6 separate regions of the Homo sapiens genome follow, and regions 1, 2, 4, 5 and 6 are each linked to region 3. A link is a loop called in an ENCODE intact Hi-C map of the cell type or tissue named here. Cell type or tissue: endothelial cell of umbilical vein. All regions are shown on one strand.

Evidence for each region. Peaks named below come from ENCODE experiments on the same cell type or tissue, not always from the same donor. Only the 100,000 strongest peaks of a DNase experiment are listed, where the experiment ranks them.
Region 1: a loop joins it to region 3, with 15 times the contacts of the local background. A loop is called at or near these places in 7 of 110 quality-filtered maps.
Region 2: a loop joins it to region 3, with 16 times the contacts of the local background. A loop is called at or near these places in 14 of 110 quality-filtered maps.
Region 4: it touches region 3 in a loop (2.0-fold over the local background); 2 of 110 quality-filtered maps call a loop at or near these places.
Region 5: a loop joins it to region 3, with 3 times the contacts of the local background. A loop is called at or near these places in 3 of 110 quality-filtered maps.
Region 6: it touches region 3 in a loop (19-fold over the local background); 75 of 110 quality-filtered maps call a loop at or near these places.

The regions. Positions count from the first base shown.
Region 1 is chr1:37,174,351-37,179,350 of GRCh38, forward strand. No RefSeq gene overlaps it. Among named protein-coding and RNA genes, the nearest start is that of MIR4255, 15 kb to the left of the region's middle. In endothelial cell of umbilical vein, a CTCF peak has its summit at 3,106 (motif pointing left); a DNase peak (open chromatin) is centred at 751.
Region 2 is chr1:37,321,554-37,326,553 of GRCh38, forward strand. No RefSeq gene overlaps it. Among named protein-coding and RNA genes, the nearest start is that of LITATS1, 150 kb to the right of the region's middle. In endothelial cell of umbilical vein, a CTCF peak has its summit at 2,416 (motif pointing left); no DNase peak of the experiment used is centred here.
Region 3 is chr1:36,701,485-36,706,484 of GRCh38, forward strand. It overlaps LOC107984941 (a long non-coding RNA gene), which reads right to left and starts at 837. Exons shown (of 3, transcript XR_001737977.2): 1 at 732-837. RefSeq lists an enhancer at 2,325-2,414. In endothelial cell of umbilical vein, a CTCF peak has its summit at 2,389 (motif pointing right); a DNase peak (open chromatin) is centred at 2,427.
Region 4 is chr1:36,862,261-36,867,260 of GRCh38, forward strand. All of the region lies in intron 5 of GRIK3 (glutamate ionotropic receptor kainate type subunit 3), which reads right to left. Among named protein-coding and RNA genes, the nearest start is that of GRIK3, 170 kb to the right of the region's middle. In endothelial cell of umbilical vein, a CTCF peak has its summit at 2,139 (motif pointing right); no DNase peak of the experiment used is centred here.
Region 5 is chr1:36,573,482-36,578,481 of GRCh38, forward strand. No RefSeq gene overlaps it. Among named protein-coding and RNA genes, the nearest start is that of CSF3R, 93 kb to the left of the region's middle. In endothelial cell of umbilical vein, a CTCF peak has its summit at 2,764 (motif pointing right); a DNase peak (open chromatin) is centred at 2,780.
Region 6 is chr1:37,431,403-37,436,402 of GRCh38, forward strand. No RefSeq gene overlaps it. Among named protein-coding and RNA genes, the nearest start is that of LITATS1, 41 kb to the right of the region's middle. In endothelial cell of umbilical vein, a CTCF peak has its summit at 3,098 (motif pointing left); a DNase peak (open chromatin) is centred at 3,059.

The sequences.
Region 1 (5,000 bases), 470 kb after region 3:
GATGCTTGGATTTTATCTTCTCTCTCCCTCTGGCTCCCCAGTTTGGTCCATAGCATCTCTCAGGACATGCCTGGGACCCACCCTAACTGCCTCCCAATATTTTGCCTCTTGGACCACGGACCAGACTCTAGGACTGCCAAAAGCATTGGCAGTTACCATCCCTCCTTCTCTGGCAGTACCCACATCCAGGCTGAAATGCTCCAAGTCCAACTCATTTGAGCTGCTCTCTCGAAGCCAAATGCAAGAAAGGCTTTTTTCATTAACTAGCTGGCCTGATTAGCATTTATTAGGGCTCCCCGCAGCAACTCTCTTAGCCTCCTCCTCCATATACTTACTAACCCCTGAGGCATCTCCACCAAGCTCTAGAGCTCCTTGGAACACCATTTGAGAATTGTTGCTTTGATCTAATGTTGTCACTCTACCTTTAGGGAAACTAAGTCCTACAGTCATGGTCTCAGCCTTAGCACAGTCTAGACCTCGTGTTTAAACCTGGCTCAAGGTTCGCACATGATAAGAACAGAAGACCAACTAGGGAGGCCTCCATTTTCATGCAGGGCTGCTCACCTTCTTTCTGCCTCTGCCTCCCCAAATCCCAAAGCTAGATTCCCTCATGGCCCTGCCTGCAGACCAACTAGCAGACAGGTCAATTCTGCAGTGAGATTCCAGATTCAGCCTTAGCATATCAGCTGGGAGACTTAACAATGAGTCACCGTACTGGTTGATCCTCACTTCCCCCCAGACCAACTCTGTTTCCTTTTCTAATCTGCTCCATGACCCGGGAATTTAACCTCACTGCTGGGTTCAGCCAATGGGAGTCATCAGCAGGGCAGAAGGAGAGGTTGGGTCATTTATTCTCTGCCCCCTTCTTGCTTTGGCACCATGTTTCTGGCAGTAGCTATACCCCTCTGTGGCTAACAGCTCTCCCCAGACCTCCTCCCTGGCTCCAGCTCTTACTGGGCCCTTTTTCTTTTTGATCCTCAGAGGAGTAGCAGCTCTCTGCTGCTGTGACTCTCGGGGTGATCATTTGTTGATTCCTGTTATTCTGCCTACACCTCTATAAGCAGTCCCTCCATCTACCTTTCTTCATTTGAATCACCTGGTGGGTATTCTGTTTCTTGCCAGGCATTGAATGATACAATCACTTTCCTCAGACTCAAGGTTCAATGTCCCAGCCGTGGTGGCTTACCTTAAGCTGTGTGTCTAAGCCTCATGCTGCACTCCCAGAGATAAGATTCTCTACAGGAACTTGGGCCTGCGTGTGTTTGACATATAGGCTCCCCTGCCCTGTCTCTGGTAGCCCTGTCACTTCCCAGCCCTGGCCTTGTCCTGATGAGAGGCTTTGCCTGGTCTCCAGCCTGTACTCTGGCCTCTCCTCATGTTGTCAAGGCCAGAGCCAGCCTCATGTCCTTGTGTTCTGGCCTCCATGCTGGCCTTGGCTCAGACATACTCCCTCTTGTGTACTTTCCATACCCTTTGATGACCCTGCCCATGGACTCTTCAACCAGTGCCCCAGGGCATGTCCAAGGTATTCCCTCTGGCTATCTTGGCTTTCTGCCCTTCCCAAGGATTCTGGGCCATGCTCAGTGACCAGAGGTGCATCTGCCTGAGGTCTTTCTTATCTCTCCAGCACACTCTGGGGCAGGGCTCTGGCTAGGCTTCCCCCAGCCTGTGTCACTCCCTGACTCACTCACTTAGCAGAGAGTCTCTGAGCATCTCCTGTGTACCAGGCCCAGCCTTATGTGGCACACAGGGTTCCTAAGTCCATCAGACCTGGCCCCCTGCCCTCAGAAAGCTCACAGTCTAGAGGGGAAAGGTCTAAAGGCACATCATTACCTTGGAGAATGACAAGCACCCTAAGGTCCAATGGGAGGAGGCTGGAGAGTGCTAAAGCTCGTCTGGAAAGTTTACAGAAAGCTTCCTTAGGGAGGTGATGTCTCTGCTGAGGCTCAAAGATCTGGTGGATAAGAGTGGCCTGGACTAGAGTGGGCACAGTTGTAGGTGGCAGATGAAATGCTCCAGAAGTGGCTAACAAGAGGCTATTGGTGACATGTCTGCCCTTGAGGGCAGGGTAGGAGAGCTAATCAAGGTGGCTGTCAGGTCATTTAGGTGGGTGGATGGGAGAGGTGCCAGCCTCTGAGAATAGGATCACAGAAGGAGGAGTGGATGTGGGGAGCAGCTAGGGGTGGGAGCAGCTATGGGTGGGCGCAGCAATGGTGAACTCAGTTCTGAAGTGCCTTGGGAATGTTCCTGGAGGGACTTGGGACACAGGGAGAGAGCTGGGAGTCAAAACCTCCATGTGAAAGCTAAAGCAGGGAATAAGAAGTGCTGCTGAGAGAGGAAGAAAGGCTGAGCACAGAGCTGATGGACACCAACATTTAAGAAAGAAGGTTTTGGAAAGAATGAGAAGGGGTGGTAAGAGAAGTGAGAGGGAAAACAGGAGAGGTTGCTGTATGGAAACCAAGGGAAGAAGGGTCTCAGGAGGGGGCAGTCAGCATGGGAGGGTGACTGGCACAGAGGGCTCGTGCAATATGGAATCACAATGGCAAGATCCTGGCTCCTCCACTTGCCGTGTGTATAACCTTGGACGGCAGTTCAAGTGGGAGACTCAGTTCCCACTACGTAAAAGCAAACAACAGTGGTGCCTTTTGGGGTGGTTCCATTCACATGAGCATGTTGTGAAGCATCTAGCACAGTGCATGCCACACTTAACATGTTCAACAGATAGTAGCTACGCCTCTGAGCATTAATTCACTCAGAGAACACTCAGGTGCACGCATGAAATGATCCTTCCTACAGAAGATGCTGAAACAAGATGAGGTCTAGTCTCAAAAAGAAAATTACATCAATCACTGAATCCATGGGAACAAGTGCCAAGTGGCATAAAAAGGAACCAGAGAGTGGCTGCAAGCGTCCTCAGGAGGCAAAAACCCTGCTGTCGCCATAGTTTGGGCTTGGAAAGCTGCAGACACGGAACTTGCCGTGGAGGAGAGACCCATGAGCCAGGACTGGAAGAACATCCAGGAGGAGGGAACAGCCTGAGCAAAGGCCCAGAGGGAGGAACTTGCACCTTCATAAGAGACTCTTGGGGCTCCCTGCTGCCCTCTGGTGCCAGGCTCAAGGGTAAATGGCTCCTTGTCTGGGCGACAAATTCACAACAGCAGCAGCTTCCAGCCCTGCACTCCACGTCACCAACAGGGGGATGTGATCATTAGGTGATTATATTTTCAAGGCCCAAATTGTTTTATTTGTTTCCCTGCCAGCTTTCATGAGGCCATCAGTCATTCCCCACACAGATAACATTTCTTATGTACATTGACAGAATAAATTACATGGTTCTCATCCGGCAAATCCACATTACAGGGGAACGTTATCTTTTGCAAAACGCTGCCCGGGCACATCATAAATCCTAACCAGGTTTATTACATCTGTCTTGTCATAGATTCATTTTATTGAGAAGTGGGCTTTTTTTTCCAGATTAATAATCACATTAATAGATGAGATTCTTTTTAGAGGATTCTTTTATTGGAGAAACCAAAGGAAGAATTTCATGGCTGCAGAGCATGGCCACACTAGTGGCTGGTGCTGTAAGACTGTCCTTGTCATGCTGACAATATCCTCCAGGATTGGGAACTGGGAACTCCTGACTCACCAGGGACTTTGGGCCAGCTCATGATCCCTTCTTTGCCTCTTATTTCAGAGCTCTTTCCAAAGAACAAATCCAGAAGCTTCCAAGATGGGATCAAAGATGTATTGGGATATTAAACCAATCAAATTAATATTTAATGAGTAACTAGCATGTGTGCAACTGACAAATCAATGAAGGAAAGAACGTTAACCCACTTGGAACAAGAAGAGAAGAATTCAGCACAGAGTCCTCAGAATTGGGCTTCCTTCCTGCCTGCCCCCCTTCAGTAGGTGGCTCAAGCGCCTGAGGTAGGTAGCCTGCTAGCTCTGAGATTCTTTCTCCTCTTTTTGTTAAGTGAGAAGATTGGTCTAGATTAGGGGTTGGAAAACTATGGCTGAAGGATAAAAACAAGCCCATCACCTGTTTTAGTAAATGAGATTTTATTGGAACATAGCCTCTCCCATTTGTGTATTGTCTATGGCTGATTTTGCACAATGGCAGAGCTGAATAGCTACAACAGAGACCTTCTAGCCTGCACAGCCTGAAATGTTTACTCTCTGGCTCTCTACAGAAGAAGTTTGCTGGCCTCTGGTCTAAATAAACTTCAGGTGGACACAGATCCCACAATTTGCAGCCAAGTTGTGGGATCTGTGCTGAAGTGCTTTAACATTGATTTGAGTCCATTGTGCTAAATGCTTTTCTTGCATCATCTTATTTAATTCTGGTTCTATTCTACAAATAAGGAAACTGAGGCTTTAAGTGATCCAGTGACTCTTCTAAAATCACCAAGAGGCAGAGGCAGAGTCAAGCTAGGAATTCAGGCCTGTCCAGTGCCAAAATCCCTTCTTTCCTTTCCAGGAAATGGCCAGGGTACCATGGAGATGTTAATTAGTGAGAATTGGGGAGACAGGAGGAAACTTCCTAGGGGACCTCAAATTTGGCACTTAAGATGTGGAAGTGTGGAGAGAAAGGGGGAGGAACTCCCGGCAGTGGGAGCCCAGGAGAAGAGGAGGGGGCTGTTATGCATCACAGGGCTGGGCCCTGGTGTAGCAGTGAGAGAATGACTTCCACCTGCGGGCTGCCATGATGGGCATGGCCTCATTTAAGGCTTACAGATGAACTCTAAGGTGGGTACTTCTACAGTCTCCACTCAACAGATATAGGAAAGAAGCCCAGAGAGGTAACCGCCAGCCCAAAGTCACACAGTGGGTGAGTAGTATTTCTTCTTCACTTATGTGGTTTTGGCAAGTTCTTTGCACCGTATCAGGCAGTCTCACCTGGAGTAAGAGAGAGAGCTGGTGGGACAATTTTGGGATAAAAAAAAAAAAAAAGTAAGATCACTTCAGCCATGGGGCAGGTGGCATCAGAGTGGCAG
Region 2 (5,000 bases), 620 kb after region 3:
TCTGTAAACTGTTTCACCTTTCCGCATATTATGGTGCCCAAGGTTGCACACTGGGGAATGTCAGAGCCAGGATTCAGCACAACTCTCCTTCCCCACCCATGCTCTTAGAGATCCAGGACTGGGGAGAGCATGACTTATTTTTCTCTGTTCCAAAGAGGATATTCTGGAAACGTATGATTGTGTCTGCTGTTGAATGTGTAGTCTATTTTATAAAAAGGTATGTGCAAAAGGAGTGGCCAGGGTGAGCCCCGGATGAAGCAGAGGATGGAGAGGAGACACAGGCAGGAGTGGGGACTTGTGACTTTGAGGTCCTGGGGGCTGTGCCCTGGGGTTGGTGGATGTGAGAGCAACAGAAGACAGGAGTTTCCTGGGAGCAATTATTCTACTTGGAAGAGGAGCAGGAGGCAGAGGAATGGAACACAAATTTATTGAACATCAACTGCGAGTCAGGCACAGTGCTAGGCCCTTACCTTCCTAATCCCATTTAATCACCCCATCCACAAAGCAGACAGAAAATGTCCATCCCACAAATGACAATGCTGAAGCTCAGAGAGTTTAAGTAAGTTGCTTAAGATCACACAGTTCATCAGCAGGGAAACAGAATACAAAACCAGATCAGGAGAGCTTATTCTCCTATATGTCAAACTTTGTGCACCTGACTTCCAAGCCTTCCTGCTGTAACTGTGGGCCTGGAGCCTCCTCAGCCCCAGAGTCCTCAGCCTTCAGCTCCCCTGTGAGCACTGCTCATCCTTCTGATGGAATTTGGAATCTTGTTGGCCTGAGAGCCGGGGACCTCCATTCTCTGCCCCAATTTTCCTTCCCAAAATGCTAGCCTGAGACCCTCTCTCTGGTCTTTGAAGGAGCTGTCCACTCTCCCCAGACCCTCCCAAAGCCTCTCCTTTGCTGGCCTGGGCACCCACTGCTCTCACAGCACATGCTCTGGGTGGAAGGAAGCAGGGAAGCTGCTCTGCTCCCTCGTCTCTTCCCCAGTGGATTTCTGCTCTGTCCTGCACATTCTATGGAGGAAAAGGGTCCAACTTTGACCGTCTGGGACACCTTCCCAGCAAGTGTCCTCTTCTCCAGATCATGGCCCTTTCTGAGTTATACCCTCCCCAGTGGGCATTTAGCTCATTTCTGGAACTAAATGGCCAGTGGCTGGCCTGGTCAATGGACAAGTTATACTCCTATTCATCCTTCAGATCTCAGACCAAACATCACTTCCTCAGGGAAGGCCTCCCTGACCCACCCGCGGACGCTCATTGCACTGTAAATTTGTCCCTCAGATTATTCTATACAATATCCAACCAAATCATACATAACATCATTCAGCGTTCGGTATTTGCCTCCCCTAATGAGCTGTGCACGCCATGGAGGTAAGGATTCTGTGTATCTTGTTCGACTATGAATCCCAGGCATTCTGCACACGATAGGAATGCAGTAAATATTTACTGAATGAATAATGAATGAATGCTCCAGACAGAATTGGGGCTCCCTCCTCTGGGCTCCCACAGTTCTCTGGACACAGCTTCTTTACCACTCTATCACACTGTGCCATAAGCCTCTATTTCAGAGTCTCAAACTCACAGCACGAGAGTCAAACCAGGCCCACAATTTTAAAGTAAGAGATGTTTTATATATATATATAGATAGATATAGATATATATATATATAGATATATATATATAGATAGATAGATAGATAGATATAGATAGATAGATAGATATAGATATAGATATAGATATAAAACCTAAACATTTAATTTATCTTGAAGAATAGGAAGATATGGCAGTGTTGTGCCACATTCCCACCTTGCAACAATCACGTGGAACTGAGTGGCAGCTGCCACCCTCTAGGTGGGGCCCCAAGTCTCCAGGTTGCCCCTCCCCAACTCCCTGTTCTTCTTACTCAGACCCAATTCACCCATCTCCATTACCACCCTGGCCATGGAAGGCACTTGGGTTTGTGACCCCCCTCTCTGTTTCCATAGCCCTTCCCCTTCCCTCCCCCGGCTGAGCACTCCCCTGCATGGGGTCCACACGGAGAAGATGCACCTCAAGGTTGGCTGAACGAGTGAACAAAAGCCAGAGCAAAAGGAAGCTACAGGGAGTGGTGACACCAAGTGGAGTGAACCTGAGTGTTGAGAGAAGAGAATGCCTTCCCTGAGGAATGGGAGCACCGGATTAGACGCTCTTTAGGGATTAGTCCAGAAAAGATAATTGAGTGTACCAAACACTTTGTATTTTGTCTCATTAGCTGCTCTGATGCTTGCCATGCTTAAAGTTGAGGGTGGTAAGTAGGTTAATCTCATTGAACTGGTTTAATAAGTAGAAATCCATTTTTAAATGTCTCCCAAGGATGGAAATCTTTGCTATGGCCCGGCTCCCCAAAGCGGCCTGGGACTCTACTGCCACCTGGTGACAATGAGTGCATATTGCAGGAAGAGTGTACTAAAAAGACAAGTGGTCAAGAACCTGGACCCTCCCCTGCCAGAAACAACCCTGAAAAGGGGACCCGGCGCCGTGGTTCACGCCTGTAGTCCCAGCACTTTGGGAAGCCGAGGCAGGCAGATCACGAGGTCAAGAGTTCGAGACCAGCCTGGCCAATATGGTGAAACCCCCGTCTCTACTAAAAACACAAAAATTAGCTGGGCGTGGTGGCAGGCGCCTGTAATTCAAGCTACTCAGGAGGCTGAGGCAGGAGAATTGTTTGAACCCAGGAGGCAGAGGTTGCAGTGAGCCGAGACTGCACCATTGCACTTCAGCCTGGGTGACAGGGCAAGACTTCGTCTCAAAAAAAAAAAAAAGAAAGAAAGGAAGGTAACCAGTGGAGCTGAAATTACTGGTTTAAAGGAGGAATTAAATTTAGTGCAACTCAAAACACAATTACCTAGTATTTGAGGTATCTGAGCTTGGAGTTTCCAACCCTCTGGGAGCTTCTAACTATAATCACGACAGACATACATAATTTACTCTAATGCAAAGTAGACTGAGGCCCAGGTCCAGAACTGTCAAATCCTTCTGCATGTGGGTGCTTCTGCTCAGCTTGAACTAACAACCAAGAGCTGGCAAATATGGACCAGGCACCAAGTAAAGTGTTTCTTACACATTTTTCTTTTCTCCAGTAAACCTTCACAACAATCTTCTAAAGTCCTATTATTACCCCATTCTACAGGACAAGGAAATGGAGGCTCAAAGAGTTGACATCAAGTGCCCATGGTCAAGAGCTACCATGAGCAGCAGAGAAAGGACTCAGGTCTGGCTTAGGTCTGGCTGACTCCAGGCCCTTCACTGCTTCTCTATAGTTTCCTATCTGCTCTAGACCCAAGGTAACCTCTTTGAAATTCCAGAGCTCACCCAAAACCAGCATCTCCCCTACCTGTAATTCCTGGAAGGACGGAATAGCACAAAGAGGAATGTTAGAACTTCCCACCTCATACCTTGGTTGTCTCCCTGTCCTTTCTGTCCTCTCCTCCTCCGCCTCTGTTCTACAAGACCCTCTGGGGCTCTTCTGGTCCCTGCCTGCCCCAGGGGAGGCTAGCTGCCTGTCCTGAGTCTGGATCCCAGGATTTTGGTCATCCCCATGCCAAGTTCACATCCCATCTGGTGGCATGGAGCCTGGTTTGCTGATCGGCAAGTTCACAGCATGAGCCTGTGCTCCCCAGAGAGAAATACAAAACCATAATTGTCCCCAGATTGGCTTGTGTTCTTTGTAGAAAGAAACAATACACAGCCTTTGTGTTCAAAAGAAAAAATTACTGAAACAAAAAATTTCCAGTTCACACTCTTTTGAATTGAGAGAAATAAGTAAACACTATTTCCCAAATCTATGTTCACTGGGAAGCCTCCTTTTATTATATTTATGCAAAAACATGAGCCAAATCTCATCCTACGCTGATATAAGACACATTTGATAATAAAATGCAAACGCTGTTTGCAAAGAATTAGAGAGGATCAAGTTCTGGTCTATTGTGAGGACTAGTTTTAAAATTAAGACTTTTAAGCTTCATGTATCCCAATTTTATTTTGCAATAATCCATGCCTTCAACTTACCCTGTTTATATTTGCTCCGAAAAATGTAGCCAAAAATTCACTGAACATTGATTGTGAAAAGGGTAACTCATTATCTGCTTTCATCCAGAAATAACAGAGAACGAAAGAAAGGTGTTTGCTTGTGTTCCCACAATTCTTTGGGAAATATTTGCTTTCAGACATTTTGTAATATTGTGACGTGTGCACATTTCTGCATGGAAGCTTTGTAATTTTTAAAAAGATACCAAAAGGAGCAGAAAGGAGACTAAAGGTTTGCACCTGTGCCCAGGTCACAGCAGAGCCTAATCTGCATACTCACCTGAAGGATTATGGGACATTGCCATAGCCCTCCGATGAGCATTGACACGAGGGGTCTCCAAGCAAGGAGGACTTTGGGAGGTTGCTGGAGGGACGTTGCATACTAAGCCCCATGGCCATGAAAGGAATATAGAGAGACCACCCCTGGTGCTAAAAAGGACACTCTCAGGGGGAGAGGGAAGGCTTACAGGAAAGCTACCCTAAGCCAAAAAGTAAGTAAAAGTATATGACCCACTATAACAGTGGAAGCCAGTGGCTTCCTCAATGGTATAACAGACAGGCTAGGGAGCCCCAGTGCCTGCTGACCAGTGTCCTGGGTTTCAACCCCCCGGCTTCTGAATCTCCCCCTTTGCTTAGGAGTTGAGCCTAGCCCACTTGGGATTTGCATTCACTGCCTGACCAGCGCCCCATCCCATTTCTATTCCTACCTCTCCCCTTGCCTTCCCTTTTTCATCTTCCGTTCATCCATCTTGCTAACTGACGGATGTGTTTCCATTACTGCCAACATTCACATTAAAACTCTCTGACCTTTATGTCGCTTTTTTTCTGTTCTTTCTAGAGCACTTTTACTTACACGAATGCTTCTTCAACTGAATACACACAACCCTTGGGGGCTCCCACCCGTGGGCCAGGGAGTATGCAGAGCCACATGAC
Region 3 (5,000 bases):
CCCTCACAGAGCCTCTAATGGACATTGAACAGAGCTGTCCACTCTTTCCTTCCTGACATATTGACTCCTCTGGGCCTCTAGGATACCACATTCCAGCTCACTGGTACCCCCCCGACCTTGGATCTCCAAATGTTGGAGGGCCCAGGGGCTCAGTCCCTGACCTTTTTTCTGTATTCATTCCCTCTCAAGTGATATCATGGAATCCACTGGCTTTACCTGTCATCTCTCTGTGGATATCGCCTGTCTTGCCCTCGCCACTGAGATCCAGATGCATTTACCCAGCTATCGATCCAAAAGCTCTACTTGGGTGACTAATAGGCACCTGAACTTAACAAGACCAAAGCAGGATCTTTGATTATCCCCTCCCTGAAATGTGTTTCTTCTCTGGTCTTTCCATTTCAGAAAACGGCATCATTACTCACTTAGTCGCTCAAGCCAAAAACCCTTCAGCAGGTTAATCCATCAGTCAGGCCTGCAAGCTGTATTCCTAAACATAGCCTCAATCTACCCCTTTCTGGCCATCTTTGCTATCATGCCACTGTCATCTCTCATCTGGACCACTGCAACAGCATCCAAACTGGTCCCTGTTTCCTTACTTTCCTCCGTAATGCTTCCCATTGCCACAGACCACAGGGATTTGGAAAGAGTGGGGGCTTCAAAGTCAGAAAAACCTGGGTTCATATCCTGGTTCTACCATGTATTATCTGCGTGACCTCGAAGAATTGACTTACCTTCTCTGAGCTTCAGTTTCCCATTCGTAGAATAAGGATTAAAGCAACTAACTTGCTTTGGTGATGAGGTGTCCATGGGGTCTTCTCTTCTACAGTTGAAATAATGAAATGGGGCTGAATTTGAATTTACTAGGAAAACACAAAATCAGACTAAACATTATGGGAGAATTGCATTGGGAAATATGCACGTGGTAAGTCTTGTGACCATCATAATTGTACCTATTATGTGTCATGCCCTGGCTCAGGTGATGCACATATACTAATGTTTGCTTTTTAAAACAACCCCATGAGACACACCCATGTGGGAGACTCAGAGTAGTTAAGTAATTTGTCCAAAGGCACACAGCTTGCAAATAGGAGGGCCAAATTTTGCACCCTGGTTCCCTGACGCTGGAGAAGCCCGTGCTTTCACTTTGTATGGTTAGATCAGATGAGATCAGGCACATTCAGGTGGTGTGACTGTAGCCTGCATGGCTAGATCAACGTACAATACAGCCTCACCCACGTGGAGGCAGAGAGCCCCTGACTTGGAGTTGGACTTGGGCTTGAGTTTAGGCTCCGCTGTTTGTAAAAAATACGCCTCAGCCAAGCCACTAAATCTCTCATAATATCTATTTCCTTGTGAGAGAAAAAAAAAGTGTCAATACAACAGTATTACCATATTGGAAGGTGCGTTTGTCCGTTTTGTGTCACTATAAAGGAATACCCAAGACGGGATAATTTATAGAGCAAAGAGGTTTGTTTGGCTCATGGTTCTGCACTCTGTACAATCATGGCGCCCGCATCATCTTCTGGTGAGGCCTCAGGAAGCTTTTACTCATGGCAGAAGGTGAAGGCGGAGCAAGTGCGTTGGCTGGCCAGGGAGGGTGCAAGAGAAAGAGGAGGAGGTGCCAGGCTCTTCTTAACAATCAGATCTCGCGATAACTAACAGAGTGAGAACTCACTCGTTAGTGTGGGAGGGCGCCAGGCCACTCATGAGGAATCTACCCCCGTGACTCAAACATCTCCCACTAGGCCCCCACCTCCAGCATTGGGAGTCACATTTCCACATGAGATTTGGAGGGAACACACATCCCAACTGTCTCAGGTGGTGTGAAATCAAATGCACTATTATGTGCTAAAGTATCCTGGAAACTATAAACACATAAATGGTTCTTTCCTCGCATAGTATTTATGGAAAATATGAGCCCAGAGAGGCTGCGCTGCTCTTTGGGGCTCAATCCTACTTCTTCGTCGGCTCTTTTACATCCCGAATTACTATGCTGTCCCCATAGTTCCTCTTGTTTTATTGACTTAGTTTCTCTATTAAACTCTCCAGGCTCTCTCCTCCGGTCTCCGTCTTTCTCTCCCACTGCTCCAGCCTCCTGGGAACCCTGCCTAGAGTCCACACTTGGAAGAAAATATCTGCAGCAGCAACTCCCATTGTACATTATGAGTATTCGCACCCCTAGGGAAGACAAGAGTGTTTTTAACCCACATGTAATAGTAAAGATTTTCTCGAGTTCCCATTTCCGGAGATACATTTTTTTACCTGGGACTGGAGTTGGGAGAGGCTGCTACTCTTCGGACCTGCGGCTTCTTCTGCTTCCTGATTCGAGTCCCTGTGATAAAAGGCCCCAACCCATGAGGGGCGGGAGGAGTTGAGCGCAGCGATGCCTGTGGCCAGTTGGGGGCAGCAGAGGGCAGCAGAGCAGGAATCACGAGGTGCTGGCAAAGAGGGCGGGTGGTGCTGCAGCTGCAGTGAGAGGCCCTGGGTGGAACGCGTGGCCACTGGGTCTGCTCTGCCCCAGATCTCCAGGCCACACTTTCTGGACTGGCCTGGATTAGACAGCAAAGACGTGGGAACTGCTTCCAGAAGGCCAGTGGAGAGAACATGTCGGTAACAGTGTGACAACATGGTGGTTCCAAGTGACAGACTCAATTTGAACCAGACAAGGCAAAAAGAAGACTATGGCTCACGGAGCCCGGGTTTCAGGGACAGTTGCAACCAGGAACTCCAATGCTATCAGGACCATCTCCCTCCTCTCTCCGTGTTGGATTTATCCTTTCCGCCTGCAGATTTGTTCCTTCCAGGGACCGGAACCACTGCCACCAGCAACTTTTGGCTCAGATGTTCTGTGATCTGTTGTTTTCCCTCAGTTCTGATGGGACAAACCTCAGGGGAGGACCTTCCATAGTCTCAGCGTAGTGCAGTCATGCTCTCCCCTGTGGCTGGGGGTGGCGTCCTCTGACTGGCAGCCAGGGCTGCATCCGGAGCACTCTCCAGGTGAAGGGCTCTCTCTGTGGAGGAATAGATGGGCGCCATTCACATCAACACAGCCTGCGGCGGTGTCCAACACCTTCCCTTCGGCACAACGGCACCAGCCTATGTCTCTGATTTGTGAACTGACTTTCAGAAATCAGGGTGGCAACTTCACCCACCCCTACTCTTCCTGAAATGAAGGGACAGTGTCCTAGGAGGACCGCAGCGTGTCTCTCCATCTTTTTTTGTTTGTTTGTTTTTTGAGACGGAGTCTCTCTCTGTCACCCAGGCTGGAGTGCAGTGGTGCCATCTCGGCTCACTGCAACTTCTGCCTCCCGGGTTCAAGCGATTCTCCTGCCTCAGCCTCCTGAGTAGCTGGGATGACAGGCGCGCGCCTCCACGCCCGGCTAATTTTTGGATTTTTAGTGGAGACAGGATTTCACCATGTTGGCCAGGCGTTTCTCCTGACCTCAGGTGATCTGCCCGTCTCGGCCTCCCAAAATGCTGGGATTACAGGCATGAGCCACCGCGTCTGGCTGTGCCTCTCCATCTTAAATTCACCTCTCTGCCGGTTGCCTTGGTGAAAGTGGATTCAAGGAAGGGGTCATCATGAGAGAGTGCCTGAGCTGAAGGGCAGGAGAGGAGAGGAGGGGTCTGAGCACCTCAGCGAGGCCTCAATTAGGATCAGCAAATAAGAGATTGTTGCAAATGTTCTGCAAGATGCATTGTATAGAGCGATTCACTGTGTGCCTGACATTTCCTGATAGCCCTGAAAGCTAAGCAGGGGCTGCTTAGCATTGCAATAAATGTCACCACCTGAACATTATTAGTGGTGTCTTCTGACCTGCCGGGTTATCTGGTGAGTCAAAGATGACGGGGTCGGGGGGGGGGATCTGTGGAGATTTTAGGAGATCCGAGTAGTGTCCTGGAGCCCCCAGAGGAGGAGGCAACAAAGGATGGGGAGAGTGGTGCCACACACATCTGGGTGCAGGATCTGCTACGAGTCTGGTGGTTGGGGAGGCGTGGGGAGACAGGACTGAGGGACCTGGCCAGAACTTCGGGCAGCTTTTACCCAGATTCCTTACATGTGTAAAGCATTCAAATGCACCACCTTGTTTGACCCTACCAGCCTTTGGTTCCATTTTACTGTTGAGGAGACTGAGAGAGAGAGAGAGAGAGAGACAAAGACTTGTTTAGAAATCCCAAAGTCAGTCAGCAGAGTTAGGACTGGGACTCAGGTTTCCTGGTGCCCAAACCAGGCCACTCTTTGTTCTCTGGAGGGTGGAACAGAGGCAGCTGGAACAGGAAAAAAAAGAAGGCAGCTGCTGGGACACAAGCATAGACATCTGGGGATGGAGGTCATCCAGCAGGCGGCACCCGGGTCCAGGCCTTGCAGCACACTGCAGGGTGCGCAGGGGAGCTCTGTAAAGTGAGTCCCTGGGGCTGCCACACTGAGAATTCCCCATTGCTGAATGCCCTTGGAGCAAATGGGTGTGTATTGACTTTTCCTGCGGATGATTGCATCCTGCCTTTGGGCACCTTCTGCACACCCAGGTCTATCTCCTGAGCTCCAATCTACATCTGCATCTGGAACATCCCCATTAGAAAGCCCGCAGGCAGCTCACACTCCCTACCTCTCAACCTGTCCACTCTTCCTCCATTCCCCCAAACTGCCCCTTCTCTGGGGTCTGCCCTCTCTGTGAAAGGCATCTCCCCCAAATCATTCAAGTCAGAAATCTGAGCATTGCCCTCAAGCTCCACTCCCCGTCTGCCCTAAATCCAGTTAATCATCAAGTCTCCTGGATTCCTCTTCCTTAATATCACTCAAATACACCCTGGCACAGGTCCCATCCTGTGCCAGGTAAGCCAGACCATGGAAGCTGGAAGGGCTTCTCCAAGCAAACTTCTTCCCAGGAGATGGCAGGGGTCTCCACTTGCCGGTGCTGAGGTTGAGGCACGAGGAGAGATGCACCCACTGGGGAGGGGGCAGCAGACTTGGCATCCTTTGATGAGGGAAAGTGAGCACG
Region 4 (5,000 bases), 160 kb after region 3:
GGACATTTGCAGGCATTACAAATCAGGATTTCTGTGTTTTGTCTTTTTTCTCCCTTTCAGAGAGCTGGTTGTTAAACATTGACTGATGCATCGTTGATTGTCTTACTCCAAACCCTCTATGTTCTATGTCCTCGGTGGGTGTCCAGGACAAGACATGCATCAGAGCTGTCTTTGGGGATTTTATTTTTCTAGAATATGAACCACACCTAGATAACGCTGATGCATAGTCTGTGGTGGAGCCTGGAGTCTGTGTTTTGAGAAGCCACTAAGCGATTACTCGTGACTGAGAAACACACACAGATGGGTCTGGGTTTAGATCAGGATGCCTCTCGAATCAGAGAAGGGCAGCAAAGAGGGGAGAGAATAAATATCCCAGAAGAAGTCTCCCTCCCTCAGCTCCTCCAGGGCGGCTCCCTGAGGTGGCCAGACATGGGCCAGACCACCTGGGCTCGAGTTTCACCCTCTCTCCTCATCTCAGTTGCCTCATCTGCAAAATGGGGTTGAAAGTGCCACCTACCATATAGAGTTGTCAAGGAAAATAAGTGAGTTTGTAGATGCCCTTAGAACATGTCTGGGACATATCAAACATCATGTATGTGTTTGACACATGTTTATGTTCTGCCTCGTCTGGCAGGAGGTTGTGACAGCTACTGGGTACATACAGCCCCCAGGGCAGACATAGGTTGGTGTCTTCCTACCTTACTCGTCTTGGCAATATCAGAACAAGCAAAGTCAGCTCACATTTACTGAGCACCTACAAATCTCAGAATGGCAGGCATTGTTCAAAGTACCTTACTTGTATTAACTCATTGATTCACATGGGCACACGACTAGGATGGTGTTATTATCACCCCATTTTAGAGGAAAGAACTGAACCACACAGATATTAGGCCTTTTGCTCAAGGTTCTGTAACTGGGGAGTGACAGAGTCAACACCAGGCTACCCAGCTCCAGAGCCCTCCCTCTTCCCTATGATGACGCATCTCCTCCTACCGAGAGGCTCTACCTGCCCAGCCCCCAACTCATGCCCACTGCCAGGGCAGTCACCCTCTGGGCAGGGACTAGAGGGATCTTTCTAAGGTATAAATCCAAGCCTGTCATTTCCACACTTCAAATACTTCCATGACTCCTTGTAGTCTTTTCAGAATATGGTACAAATTCCTTAGTACAGTTTTCCAAAGCTCTCCACCCCTCCAGGCTCACTTTCCTTCCTACCCTCTCAATTTTTTTGTCCCAGGATGCAAGTTCAGGCCTTAATTTTCCCAGTCTCGCTGGCCCCTGTACCCTTTGTCCTGCTTCTCGTCCCTCTGTTCAGCACCTTTGTATGCCTTCTATTTCCAGGCAAGAATGCTTGTCTTCTTGACCTCTCTTGGGTGAGCTATTCTCCAAGAATCAGCTCAAGTATCACCTCTTCCAGGAAGCCCCTCCTGATTGCTCCTGTACACATGCACAACAGAGTGCGTCAGACGCGATTCTGCTCTTATCCTGAGACTTCTGGGCTTTCATGCCACTGGTAACAACTGCTTGTGTCTGGGTCTGTCTCCCCTATGAGCTATGGGCTGAATATTCCTGTTACCCAAAGTGGAAAGAAGGGTCAGCCAGCTGAGTGGCTCCTGGGGCACTTAAGCATCACTGAGAAGAGCCTGGAATGTAGCGACAAGTGTTTCACATCCTCCTCTCAGGGGCAGCTTCAAGGAAGGGCAGATGAAAATACTAGGTTAGTGCAAAAGTCATTGTGGTTTTTGTTATTATTTTAATGGCACCAACCCAATACCCTCCCCATGATATAAGTGTTATTGCCGGGAAGTGGCATTAGTTGTCATTGTTTATCTATTAACTTATTATAATAGTTCTTTTTTCACCTCTAGGCTTTTATCTACATGTGACATGTAGCAGGGGCTCAGCTGGGGCTAATTAACTCAGGGTTATCTACAGACTGGAAGTTTAGGAGAGGGTTGGTAAACTGCCTGGGGTGGAGGATGAGATCTTCCCCAAACTGCCTTTCAACCAGGAGGGTCTGGGGAGCTGGAAGGATTTCCTTTTGGACAGTGGTGTTATGCAAGTTTGGGGCCAGGGCTGACCTGCTGCGACCATGGAAGAGAAGCTGAGCTCTGCCTACAGGGGGCGCCCTCCTCACCTTTCCTTGCATGGCATTCAGTCTCTTCTCCAATTCAGTGTTGACCTGATATCTAAGGCTTGAAAGATGCCAAAGCTTTAGACTGCCCAGGGCCTCCATGACTCGATTTACCCTCATCTAGGTAACCAGAGGCCAACCTGACTCAGTGTGAAGGGCAGCATCTCTGGCCTTGGTGGGAGCTTGGGTGCTGGTGGAACCAGCCCTTCTGGTCTCCAGAGGCAGCATTTGGTCTGTTGAGACTGACACAGAGGCTGCAGCTGATCACAGCCCGGGAGGGGGCAGGTTGGGGTGGTAGTGATTGGGATGACCTTCCTCCCTGTAACCCCTGAGCCTGGGCTTAGCTGCAAAGTGTTGTAGGGCCTGTGGCACAGAGTGCCCCCATCCCCGTGATACGAGGACAATGACAATGGGGAGCTGGTGAAGAGGCTCTTTTGTCCAGCTCCATTTTTTTTTTTTTTTTAATTCAGACTGCCCAGGGCCAAGACCCCAAGTGCTGTACACTGTGAACTGTGTGCAACCTTGCTGCTTGGCAAAAAGTTGTGTTCTCGATGCCAAATGTTGACACACTGAATTCAGTATCGACGAGGGACCTTTTAGAAACATTCAGCATAACATAATAAACTAATTCATTAGCACCCCATGGGTCTGAATGGGTAGGAGCTGAAGCTTGGAAAACATCGCCTTAAGGAATGACAGATGAAAATATCTTCCCCATGATATCACTGTTATTGCCAGGAAGTGGCATTAATTGTGATTGCTTATCTATTAATTTATTATAATTCTTTTTTCACCTCCAGGCTTTTACCTACACATGACATGTACCAGGGGCTCAGCTGGGGCTGATTAATGCGAGGTTATCTGGGAATGGCTCAAAGCTGGTTGGAACAGATAATGGCAGCTGGGGTAATTAAAATATCTTCTGCATGGAAGAAGCAAATTTGGAGAATTTTTTTTAGAGGCGAAGAGTTGGTGATGTGGGTTTCCTAAAGGGAAGGAGATAAATGCCAGATGCCACTGTCCTCCCAAATAAGCCACAACTGACCAATGGGCACAAAGAGGGAGGATCACGAGGTAGAGGCCTCGGCAACAGGGCCGGAAGTGGATCCTGAAGACCGGAAGCAGGATATGACTGAGGGAGAGGACCAGGAGCACAGCTGGTGCTCCAACCGATGGGGTTCTGCTGGGAGATACTCTGGGAGACCCCGCCCCATACTCCACTGCAGAACTGTGTGTATTGCAAGGGCTATGCCTCCCTGGAAGGGTCCATTCTTCCCGACCCTCAGATTGTGTGGGGAGGAAGGACAGTCAGCTGGAACAGCCAAGGACAGGACCAGGAGTCAGGAGCCAAGGCCTCTTGTCACTGATCTGCTATGAAACTTCAGGAAGTGCCTGATGCCAGGTTTCCCCACCAGTCAATGGGGAGTGCAAAGTGCCCTGTTGCTGGCCTCAAATGTGTAAAGAGGAAAGTCAGAGGGCTTTCTTCTTGCTTTCTTTTTTAAAGTGACAGGGTCTGGCTCTGTCCCCTAGGCTGGAGTGCAGCGGCACAATCTTAGCTCACGGTAGCCTCTAACTCCTGGGCTCAGGCAATCCTTCTGCCTCAGTTTGCCTTCCAAGTAGCTGGGACTACAGGCCTGCCCGACTATGCCTGGCTAATATTTTTATTTTTGTAGAGATAGGGTCTCACTATGTTGCCTAGGCTGGTCTTGTACTGGCCTCAAGTGATCCCCTTGCCTTGGCCTCCCAAAGAGTTGGGATTACTGGTGTGAGCCACAATGTCCAGCCCTAAAATCAGAGGGTTTTGGAACTGGTGTAGCATGGGAGCTGCTGGGATTTCAGGAGGCTCCGTTTCCCCATTGACCTCAATTACCACACCTGAACCAACATGGTCAGGCATTGTGTGGAATCTGAGCCAGCCAGAGGAGGCCAGGGAACACTTGGTGTGGACTTTCAGCATGATAGGTTTCAGCAGAGGGCTTTGGAGCTGGACAGCTCCCTGCTGCGAAAAAATCCTTGCTCTGCTCCTTTCTTGCAGAGTGACTTTGAGCCTCAGTTTCCACGTTTCTATAAAACTGGGAGAGTCTATCTCCCTTGGAAAGTTGTTCTGAATTTTGGATGGGATGGGGTATGTTGAGCACACAGAAAACAAAAGCAGGATGTTTAGTTTATTTAACACTTACACTGTAATAAGTGCCAAGCATTGTTCTAAGCATTTTATGACGTCAATGCACTCAGCGTAACAATCCTGTGAGGTAGTAATATTACTGTCACCACTGTATAGATGAGAAAATGAGGCACAGAGAGGTTAAGTAACTTGCCCAAGGGAGTGGAAGAGTCTCAATTCTAACTCAGGCCAACTGGGATCAGAGTGGTTTTAACTAACTGTTGCTATGATGATGTGTTGACAATTTCACGGATTACTTTCCACATTGCATTGCAGTCATCCATCCGTCCATCCATCCAGCCGTCTGTCCATCCATCTGTCCATCCATCCAGACATTAATGAGCACCTACCATGTGCCAGCTTCTATGTGGGTGCTGGGGACAGAGAGGTTAACTGGGCACAGTTCTTGTTTCTTATATACATGAAGGAAGCCACCAGCTTGTGAGCTTTGTGTTGAATCCATCTATGTACACCCCTCCCACCCAAGTGCCTAGTGCAGTGCCCAGGACCTTGGAGAGCATTTGTATATGGCTGCTGGATAAATGAATCAATGGATGATTAAGAAAATGAAGAAAAATGGACACTGGCCGGGGCTAGTCTCTGTTCCCTAGAGACTTTAGCACACCACAGCTACCCTGGGTACATCATATCCCAGTTGACCATCCATTCCTCCTCTGCCTCTTCTCACCATCTCTTTCTCTG
Region 5 (5,000 bases), 130 kb before region 3:
TTTCATGGTCTAAACCTTAATGGTTTTTAATCATAAAATATTAGTGCTGCAGGGCACTTAGCACTGGCACCTTGCTGGTGAGGGATGGCCTCCTCCCCTTCACGGCTCCAAGGGGAGCACCCCTTGGAGGAGGGGCCGATATCGCCCTGCACACACACCCAGGGCAGCAGAGCCTCCCACGTGCCTGGTGTGGAATTGGCCCAGGCCTGGGCACAGCGTGGGAGCCCCTGGAGGACAGAGCATCCTACCAGTCAGTCCCCCTAGTTCTAGAGGCAACCAGCTCCTCAAAACTGATCTGCCTTCATTAAGATTTCTTAAAAATAAAAGCTTCTGCCTTTGTTTCTCTCACTCAGATACACTTTTCACCCCATCTCTGCTTGAGGACCCCACCCCCCTGTCCTGTCTCCTAAGTGGGGTGCTGCACAAGGATCAGACCAGCTCCTATTCATTTCTGTATCTTTGGTGCCTGGCACAGTGCCTGGAACAGCATTGGTGCTCAGTATTGGTTGAATGAATGAGTAGATGTGTTAGACTCTAAAGGCAGGTTTCAAAAAGGAATTTTCCATTGACTCATTCATTCATTCAACAAATATTTATTGATCACCTACTATGTGCCTGATCTCAGAGATGAATCAGACCCAGGTCCTGCCCCCACTATACTAGATGCTGTACAGGGGACATCCCATATGCTAGGGCCTGGTGGGAGCTCAGGGAGGGGATCCTGGAGGATGAGATAGAAAGGGCTTTTCAGCAGGGAATCTGAGCCTCCTGAATGAAGCTCAGCCTCCTCAGGGGACCACTTTGAAAGCCCAAACTTGTGAGATGTAGAGATATGAACAGATCGCATGTCTAAGCCCTCTCTCATCCCAACCAGGGAGGGCTTCCTGGAAGGGGCTTCCTTGAAGAATAAGGTTTGGATGTTGTGAGTGTGTTTGTGGGAGCAGGAAGTCCTGCTGGCTCTCTGGGAGAGGCTGATTCCTCTGGTGCAGAGGAAGACATGGGTGGGAGGTGATTGTTGCTGTTGTTTATTTGTACCAAAAATGAACACATTGCATACCCCACCCAGCTTCCCCCATCCCCAGCGCCTACGGGGAAGTCAATAGCAATGGATTACACAGCGAGGGGAAGGCTGAGAGCACAATTGGAAGAAAGATAAAGATAATTAAAACTAATTCCAACTGTTCCCAGAGAAATCAATTTCATAACTTCAGTGTGTCCCTAAGCTTGTTTCTGAGGCTCTGCAGCACTGAGCACAGGGCATGTGTTTGAGTGTGTGATGTGCAGACACTGGTATGTGTATACACGGGTGCCTGTAATGCATGCGTGCATGTATGTGGCTTCATGCACATGTGTGCATGTTTGTATGTACATATGCATACTTTGTGTATGTTGGGGGGACACACAGGTGTGTTGGGCAGCAATTCCTCTAGGTCTCCATGTGGTACCAGCTTATGGCCTCACCTTTGATTCTGGAGGAGGAGGGGTGGAAAGGGTAAGAGAGTTAGGGTGGCTGGGTAGGGTTAGGTTACCCTCCCCTATACCAAGGCCTTAGACACCACCTGTCTAGTCCAACTCCCCCTTATACACATGGGGAGACTGAGGCCCGGAGAGGGGAGGCTTGCCATGGGTCACGCAGCAGGTGAGATGCAGCAATGGAACGAGAATGCTAGTCTCCTGGGTTTCCTCTACTCTAAGGACTTGCTGGCCACTGGGACAAGGACAGCCAGGGGTGGAAGGAGTGGTAGATCTGATTTTATATGGCTGGGAAGCTCCCGTGTGAATAACCCCTTAATTATCTAATTTCTTCATTCTTCTAACATAGGCTGAGCACCTGCTATGTGTTAGCCCTGTGGGTTCTCTAGCTTGTCTAGGGGACTGGGGGTTGTCATAGCTGGCTCTGAGAGAGGTTGGTTCCTCTGGGGGAGAGGGCTGCTTGGCTGTGGTGACTGGTGGATGGTGGCCTCTCCTAGTCCCTTATGGGTAAGTCTCTGAAGCAGTGCTCAGGACAGGGCCCCGTCTAAGAAGCATGGGCTGCCAAATGGCCTTCCCTGGCTGAGGATGGTTCTGTTGGCATTGCTGTCACGGCTGGTGACTTCTCACAGGGACCTCATGGTTTGCCTCTCAGGGACTTCCTGGTGTAGCCAGGAGTCCTGCCCATGCCCCCCAGCCCCTTGGTGAGTGTGCCTTGGGCAGCGTCTGATATGTCCCTGAGTTTCCCAGGACCTGGCACAGACCCCAACACACAGTAGGTCCTCCCCCAGCACAGGACTGGCAAACGAATTAGCGAACCTTTGAGGACTGAAGTGATCCCCTCCAGAAAACCAAGCCAGGAAGTTTATCACTCTAAATGAACGGTTCCCTCTACCTACCTGTGCCTGTGTCCTCGACTTTTAAATGGGGCACTATTATCCACATGGCAGCTTCAGTGAGTGTGAGACGTGGTGGCACATCACTTCGTTTCCCCTTCTTACAGGCCCTGAGCTTTCCCGTTCATTTTCCCTTCTTATAGCGACTTCATTTTCCTTTCTAACAGGCCCTGAGCTTCCGTGAAGAGGGTCACTCCATGAGCAAGGAGCCAGGGAACAGCTCATGGCCATACAGCTTCCTGGAAGTAGGGGGTGGGTGAGGTGACGCTCCCAGCGCCTCCAGGCAAGGTGTTTGGGCACTCCATCCTTGGTCCAGCCTTCCATGGTGGGCCTTGGGGGTGGGGATCCTAGAGGGCTCCTGGGCAGCGCATCGGTTCCTGAGGTGCCCCGGATGACCTCTAGATGGCAGCATTGGCGAGCGGGAGCCAGATAGGAGCTGATGGGGGTGGGCTGGGCCTGTGGGCTAAGACTGCAGCTCCTGTCCTTAAGCCCCCACCTTGTCCCATGGTCTGAGAGCAGAACGTGGGTGGGGGTGGGGTGAGGGAAGAAGGCACCTTGGGAATTCCTGGACTGGGGAGTCAGGCTGGTCCTTTCTCTTCCTGAGATGGTCCTTCTGAGAGCTGGATTTCCAGCTGTTGAATCTGGAAGTCAGCAGCTGGGCAGGACACTGTGGCTGGAACCTCTTCTCTTAAAGACCCTCACACCCTAAGGAGTGGGACCTCCAGGGGTGTGGGCATGAGGGTTTCTTTGGCAGCAGGGCAGTGGACAACCATGCGGCTAGGATGCCCAGCAGCCCCAGTGTGAGGAAACCACTTTCTGCTCTGTTCTACCCTTCTCAGCATCCCCTCCTCTCTCTCCCTTTCCCCAGGAAGCCGGAGAGGAACAGATGGGAACTGTCAGCAACTCGTTAGGGTTACAGATGGGGTGCTGGGGTCGGGGAGGGAGGAGGGGAGTTGGAGGGGGCAGAGTTCTTGGCCAGGTCCCTGTGGAATCCCAGGCAGGGCCCGCTGTGGGAGGGCACTCTAGTCTTTCCTCTCAATTCCTTTCCAACCTGGGGAGAGGCCTGGGAGAAATCCCAGGCTCTCCTGGCGGCTGCATCTGGTAGTAATCTGAAGGTGAGATGGGAGTTCAGGGGCTGAGAAGCTTGCAGGCATCCTTTGTTTTTTCCAGGGCCTGGCCTGCTGGTGCGGGCTAGATGGCAGTGCTCCTCCTCACTGCTGTCATTCCAGGGCAGCTCTCAACTTCCCTGGGAGGCTAGGGATAGATTTGATATAGGGTGGGAACTTACAGCACCCCCAGATCACAAGGGAGAGGGGACTGAAGACCATCTTTGGTCTGCAGGTGCTCTGGGGAGGAAACAGTGGGTGAGTGTAGACTGTGGGGCCCTGAGCCACCTGCCATGGCCTCAGGTGCTGCGGCAGGCAGCTGTTTATAGAAGGAGGATATTTGGGATAGGTCACTGAGCCTTGACTGCCCAGCTAGCCTCTGGTGTCTTGGCCACAAAACACTGAAGCAGCTGCACGGTGCAGTGCCTCAGTGCTGCAGTGCTGCAGTGACAGAGGAGGCCTGAGTGCGGGTGTCTGGTCTGCTACCAACTCCCGGTGACCTTCACCAACTCATTTTCCCTCTCTAAGCCTTAATTTCACCATCTGGTAAATAATAATAATAATAACAATAATAATAATGGCTCCCTTCCATTGAACACTTACACAAGATACAACATTTTGTGTGGATTATCTTATTTAATGCTCACAACCCCCCTATGGAGAAATGAAGACTCAAAGGGGGTGAGTGACTTGGCCAAGGTCACACACCAAGGGGCAAGAGATCAGACCCAGCACTGCCCGAAGTCAAGGCCTCGCTCCTCCCCTGTCCTTTCCATAGGGCTGTCTGCTCTTTCTCTGGTGGGTGGGGGCAGAGGGCTGACACACATTTCCTTTTTTTTTTTTTTTTTTGAGACGAAGTTTTGCTCTTGTTGCCCAGGCTGGAGCGCAATGGCACGATCTCGGCTCACTGCAACTTCTGCCTCCTGGGTTCAAGCGATTCTTCTGCCTCAGCCTCCCGAGTAGCTGGGATGACAGGCAGGCGCCACCACGCCCGGCTAATTTTGTATTTTAAGTAGAGACAGGGTTTCTCCATGTTGGTCAGGCCGGTCTTGAACTCCTGACCTCAGATGATCTGCCTGCTTTGGCCTCCCAAAGTGCTGGGAATACAGGTGTGAGCCACTGCGCCTGGCCCCGAAACTCCTATCCTAACGTCTCTCCAGGAGGCTTAGGAGTGGGTGAGTGGAAGAGTGGTTATCGTAGAATTCTAGATTTAGCCAATAAAAATCCAGGATGCCTAGTTAAATTTGAATGCCAAACAACAAGTTTATAAGTGTGTTCCATGCAATAGTTAAGACATACCCATACTAAAGAATTACATATTGTTTATTGGCAACCCTGGCCAGTAGAATGCATTGCACTGTGCGTTTACTAATTTCCAGGAATTGTTCTGGAGATTGGGAGATGAGGGCTGGGTGGAAGAGAGCAGAGATGTGTATGGGTCACACCCAAGCTTTGCCACTCACTGCTAGGGCTGCCTCTTCGGGCTCAGTTCCTTCATCTGTCAAATGGGAAGAAGGACCGTCTCCTC
Region 6 (5,000 bases), 730 kb after region 3:
AGAGCCCACCCCACCTCAGCGGCAGCCCAAAGGCTGGGAGGAGCCCTGGGGAGGCCTGGCCAAGGCTTGCAAGTGCTAGACTGGAGGGCTGAGACCTTGAACCTGTCCCAGGGAATCCCATTCATAGTCACGCACACAGGCATGCATTACACACCACACACCCTCACACATACAGGCACACCCAATTCACCTGACCCAATAGAAGGCACATGCCACAATCACACACGTGGCACCTGCCTTGCATGCACTTGACATCCCACCAGCTGGATACTCATATCATACTGACCTCCATGTCCCCAAAAATGATCACCACTCACACAAAACCCATTCTTCACTACCCCGGAAACACCCAGACATCACACACTCCATGCAACTCACACCCCATCCAGACCCACACCACCCAAAACAATATACGTTCCTTGTACTCAAACATCAGACACACCATGAAAACACACAAACCAGTACACACCACCCACCCTCCCACATCTAAGCTGGCCTGCCCACCACACACACACAGGCAGGTGCCCCTTACACACCACACACAGGGCTGAGGGAGGTCCCAGCCAACCTCCACTCCCAAACCTGCATATCCATGTCCACGGGGCTGGAGCTGCCTGAATGAGGCACCTTTGTCTGACTCACAAAAAGGCAGTACTGGTTTAGGGTAAACATGGCCTGCAGAGCTGGCTGAAATTTTCAAACCAAACAATGCCTGATAAAGACTTCTGTCTCTGGGGCCAGGCGCGTTGGCTCATGCCTGTAATCCCAGCACTGGGATGCCAAGGTGGGCAGATGACCTGAGGTCAGGAGTTCAAGACCAGCCTGGCCAATATGGTGAAACCCCGTCTCTACTAAAAATACAAAAATTAACTGGGCCTAGTGGTAGGCACCTGTAATCCCAGCTACTCGGGAGGCTGAGGCAGGAGAATCACTTGAACCCAGGAGGCAGAGATTGCAGTGAGCCGAGACTGCGCCTGGGCAACAGTGCGAGACTCCGTCTCAAAAAAAGAGTTATGTCTCTGGGAACAAACTACGTATCCACAGCTATGTAACAGTTACCTCCATCCTTAGTGAATCACAATGTACATCCAATTATAAATGATGGGAAAACTCCGATATCAAAGGCTAAGTTAACATGTATGTGATGCTTGGTGCATGCAATAAATTCCATTTTTTATTATAAGCAGATATACTGGGGTTTTTTTTAACTAACAGAATATCATTTTACCTTCTCCACTAAATAAATGTTGTACAAATATTTAGAGAATATTGACATAAAGTGGCACCAAACTGGCCTGCTTGGGAGGTCCTTCTGTCTCCATCTGGCCCTGCTTAGCTGAGATCCCTCCTATGGCCTTTCCAACATGGTGGGCAGGGAGGGGCGGTGGGCCTGGCACGCTCGGTGGGCCGACGGTGCCTGTTGCTGGCTGCATCGGCCGCAAGGAGGCTCTGGCCAGCAAGACCGGCTGCACACCTAGAGGGAGGCTGACTGGAGGTATTACTCCTAGAGGGGCTGTGGTGGATCTTTCTAAGCCCACACTTGACTCTGTCCACACAGAACTCGCCTGTGTGTGGTCTTTGGGGAGGCTGCACGGGAGCAGCATACTGATCAGGCTGGAAGGAGAGAAAGAAAGAGAAAAAACACCTTCAAACAGCAGAGCTTCATATTCGTCGTTGGCTCTAAAAGACCCAAGAACACAGATGTGCACAGGCCAGCCCTGAGATAGCCACACACCATGACACACAAAAGACACAGAGGCAACGTGTATGCAGAGACAACCTGCAGACAGAGACAGCTCACAGCTGCTGGCGCAGAGCAACACTCGTGTCCCAACACATACACAAAGCACAGAGGCAAAAGCCAGCATGCCAGGCAGACAGAACCAGCCCCAAAAGCCCCTTCACATGCCGGACAGACACACTTGCATGCACGTAGGTACCCAGCACCTGCACACAGGGATGTGCCCCCGCACGCGCAGCGGTGCTGAGACACACTCCCGAGCACACCCCACAGCCACTCTGAATGCCTCATCCTTGGCAGGTGGGAGCAGGTGTCTCCTTGCAGGCGACCCTGCTCCCCACCTTCTCTCAGCCTTGAGGCCAAGGGCCAAGGGCCGTCGGACCCCCTGCTGTGACTATAGTGGGCATGAGATCTAAATGACCCAGACCTACCCCACAGGAGGGAAAAGAAGGTCCTGACATTTGTTGGCTCACTCCTCTCAAACCCCTGCCACTGGGCAATTCAGTGCGTACTGGAATTGCCAAGGGATCGTGCCACTGCATTCCAGCCTGGGTGACAGAGTGAGACCCCGTCTCAATTAAAAAAATAAAAGAAAAAAAAGAAACAAACAAAAGAGAATTGCCAGGGGAGTTTTTTGTTTGTTTGTTTGTTTTTGGGTTTTTTTGTTTTTGAGACAGAGTCTCACTCTTGTTGCCCAGGCTGGAATGCAATGGCGTGATCTCGGCTCACCACAACCTCCACCTCCCGATTTCAAGCGATTCTCCTGCCTCAGCCTCCCAAGTAGCTGGGATTAGAGGCATACGCCACTGCACCCGGCTAATTTTTTGTATTTTTAGTAGAGACAGGGTTTCACCATGTTGGCCAGGCTGGTCTTGAACTCCTGACCTCAGGTAATCCACCCGCCTCGGCCTCCCAAAGTGCTAGGATTACGGGCGTGAGACACCGCACCTGGCCAGGGGAGATTTTTTTTTTTTTTTTTTTTTTTAATGACTGGTGCCTGAGCCCCACCCTCAGACTCTGATTCATGGATCTGGGGAGGGCACCAGGCCTGGGTGGGTTTTTAACACTCCCCAGGCTACTCTAATGTGCTCCCAGGGTTGAAAATTACTTAGGCTTCCCAGGGTCTTGCGGGCATCCCTGGTCTCCGCAGGACTGCCCCAATCAACAAGATCCTGAGGGTGTGAAGGTGCCCCCTCTCTGCCCTTCAGCTCGCCAAGGAAGCCCTTGCCACACTGGGTCCGACCCACCCACCACGAAGACCCTTTTCTAAGTGCTGGTGGCACTTAGAAAAGGCGCCGGGCACGCCCATCTGCGCACTGCGGCTGCCCCCTGCTGGACAGAGCCAGTCAGGCCCAGCTGCTGGCATGACCTGCCTCTCCCACACAGGGCAACCCCAGGCTGAGCTGTTAGGGGAGCCAGAAGCACATGACCCTCAAGAGAAGTCCCCACACCTTCTGCAAGAGTCCACAAACCGTCAGCTCTGCACCCTCCTACAAAACCCCAGCTACCTCTCTGGTCCCAGCTGTCTCAGGCCTAGATGATCACAGGTATTTTCCTTTGTTCATCTACTCAGTGGTAGCCAGCAATGCTGTGCTGGACTGACCAGTCCTGGCAGCTGGGGCTGCAGAGATGAATAAGGAAGGGAACTGACAAGTCCTCCCATGCCCAGCCATCTTCCAACAGCTGCCCAAGCCACCTTCCTCCAGCTGCCTATGTCCTTGCTACTCCACAGCCCTTGGTGCTCCCTCCTGCCCTTAGGATAAAGCCCAGGCTCCTCACAGCCGGGCTCCTGCTGCCCAGAGCACATCTCTTCTTAGTCTCCCGGAAGGCCTTCCACCCTGGGACTGCCTGGCAAACTGTCATTCGCAGTTCTACTTTCTACTTATGCCACCTCCTCCAGGAAGCCTTCTCTGACCTCCTCCCTCCACCAGCCTTCATATCCATTAGCCACTACCTCCTCTTTTCCCCTGAACATTACATACTTGCCTCTTATACTGATTCTCTGTTTATGTGTCTGCCTCCCTCCGCTCTAGACTTGGGGTTCCCGGTGGGGCGGGGGAGGTTCAGGGACCTGGGATCGATAAAGGTCTGTAGAATTAATGAAGCCTTCTCCAACCTGCCCAGTCCATAGAAAGCTCTTCTGTCTCTGGGTGCACCACACCAGTAGGCTGAGTGCCTCCCTCAGAGAAGCAATCCCTAGGGCAAGGAAGAGAAAAAATAACAGCTATGACACTACTAAAGCACATGCTTACTAGGTACCAGATGTGTATTCGATTCCACATGTTTTACATATATCAATTCATTTAACCCTCACAACATTATTATGAGCTAGATGGGAAACCTAAGGTACGGAGAGGTTAGATAACTTGCCCAAGCAAACATACAGCTGTCAGTCTAGAGCTGGGATCCTGCCCAGGAGTTGGCTCCAGAGGCCATACTGTTAACCATGTTAACCACATTTTCCGGTTTTTTGTTTGTTTGTTTGTTTGTTTGTTGTCGTTGTCTTCTTTTTGAGACAAGGTCTCGCTCTGTTGCCCAGGCTGGAGTGCAGTGGCACAGTGGCTCACTGCAGCCTCCACCTCCCAGGCCTCAATAGATCCTCCACCTCAGCTTCCTGAGTAGCTGGGTCTACAGGTGCGTGCCACCACGCCCGGCTAATTTTCTTGTAGAGACGGGGTTTTGCCATGTCGCCCAGGCTGGTCCCACTCCTAGGATCAAATGATCCACCCGATCACCCGCCGTGGCCTCTCAAAGTGCTGGAATTACAGATGTGAGCCACTGCCTGTGGCCCACACTTCCCTCTCAAGGGAAGAGAATGTTGGTGGAGAACCCATGTCCATTGCGGCCCTGAGCTGCCTCCCAGGCACCTCCTACGGGAGACAGGAAAGGTCTTCGCAGGAGAGGCCAGACCCAGATTCCCTAGCCATCCGCTCTAGGGCTGTGGCTTCTTTCACTTCCTTCTTAATTTTTCCAACAAGAACAGATGCCACTGCAGCTGACAACTGCCTGTGTGAATGGAAAGGCGGATCCAGCCCCTCATTTGTCTGGTGAGAAAATGAAATTGGACAAGGAGGCAGCTGAGCTTCGGGAGACCTGGAGGATCCAGGGGTGGTGGCAGGCATAGGAGGGCACCCAACAGGCAGGGAATGCAATACAGGGACAGGATGGTAGGTCTGAAATGCCCCAAGACCCTCTGCACAAGCCCCTGCCTCTAACACTTTTTTTTTTTTTAAGATGGAGTCTTACTCTGTTGCCCAGT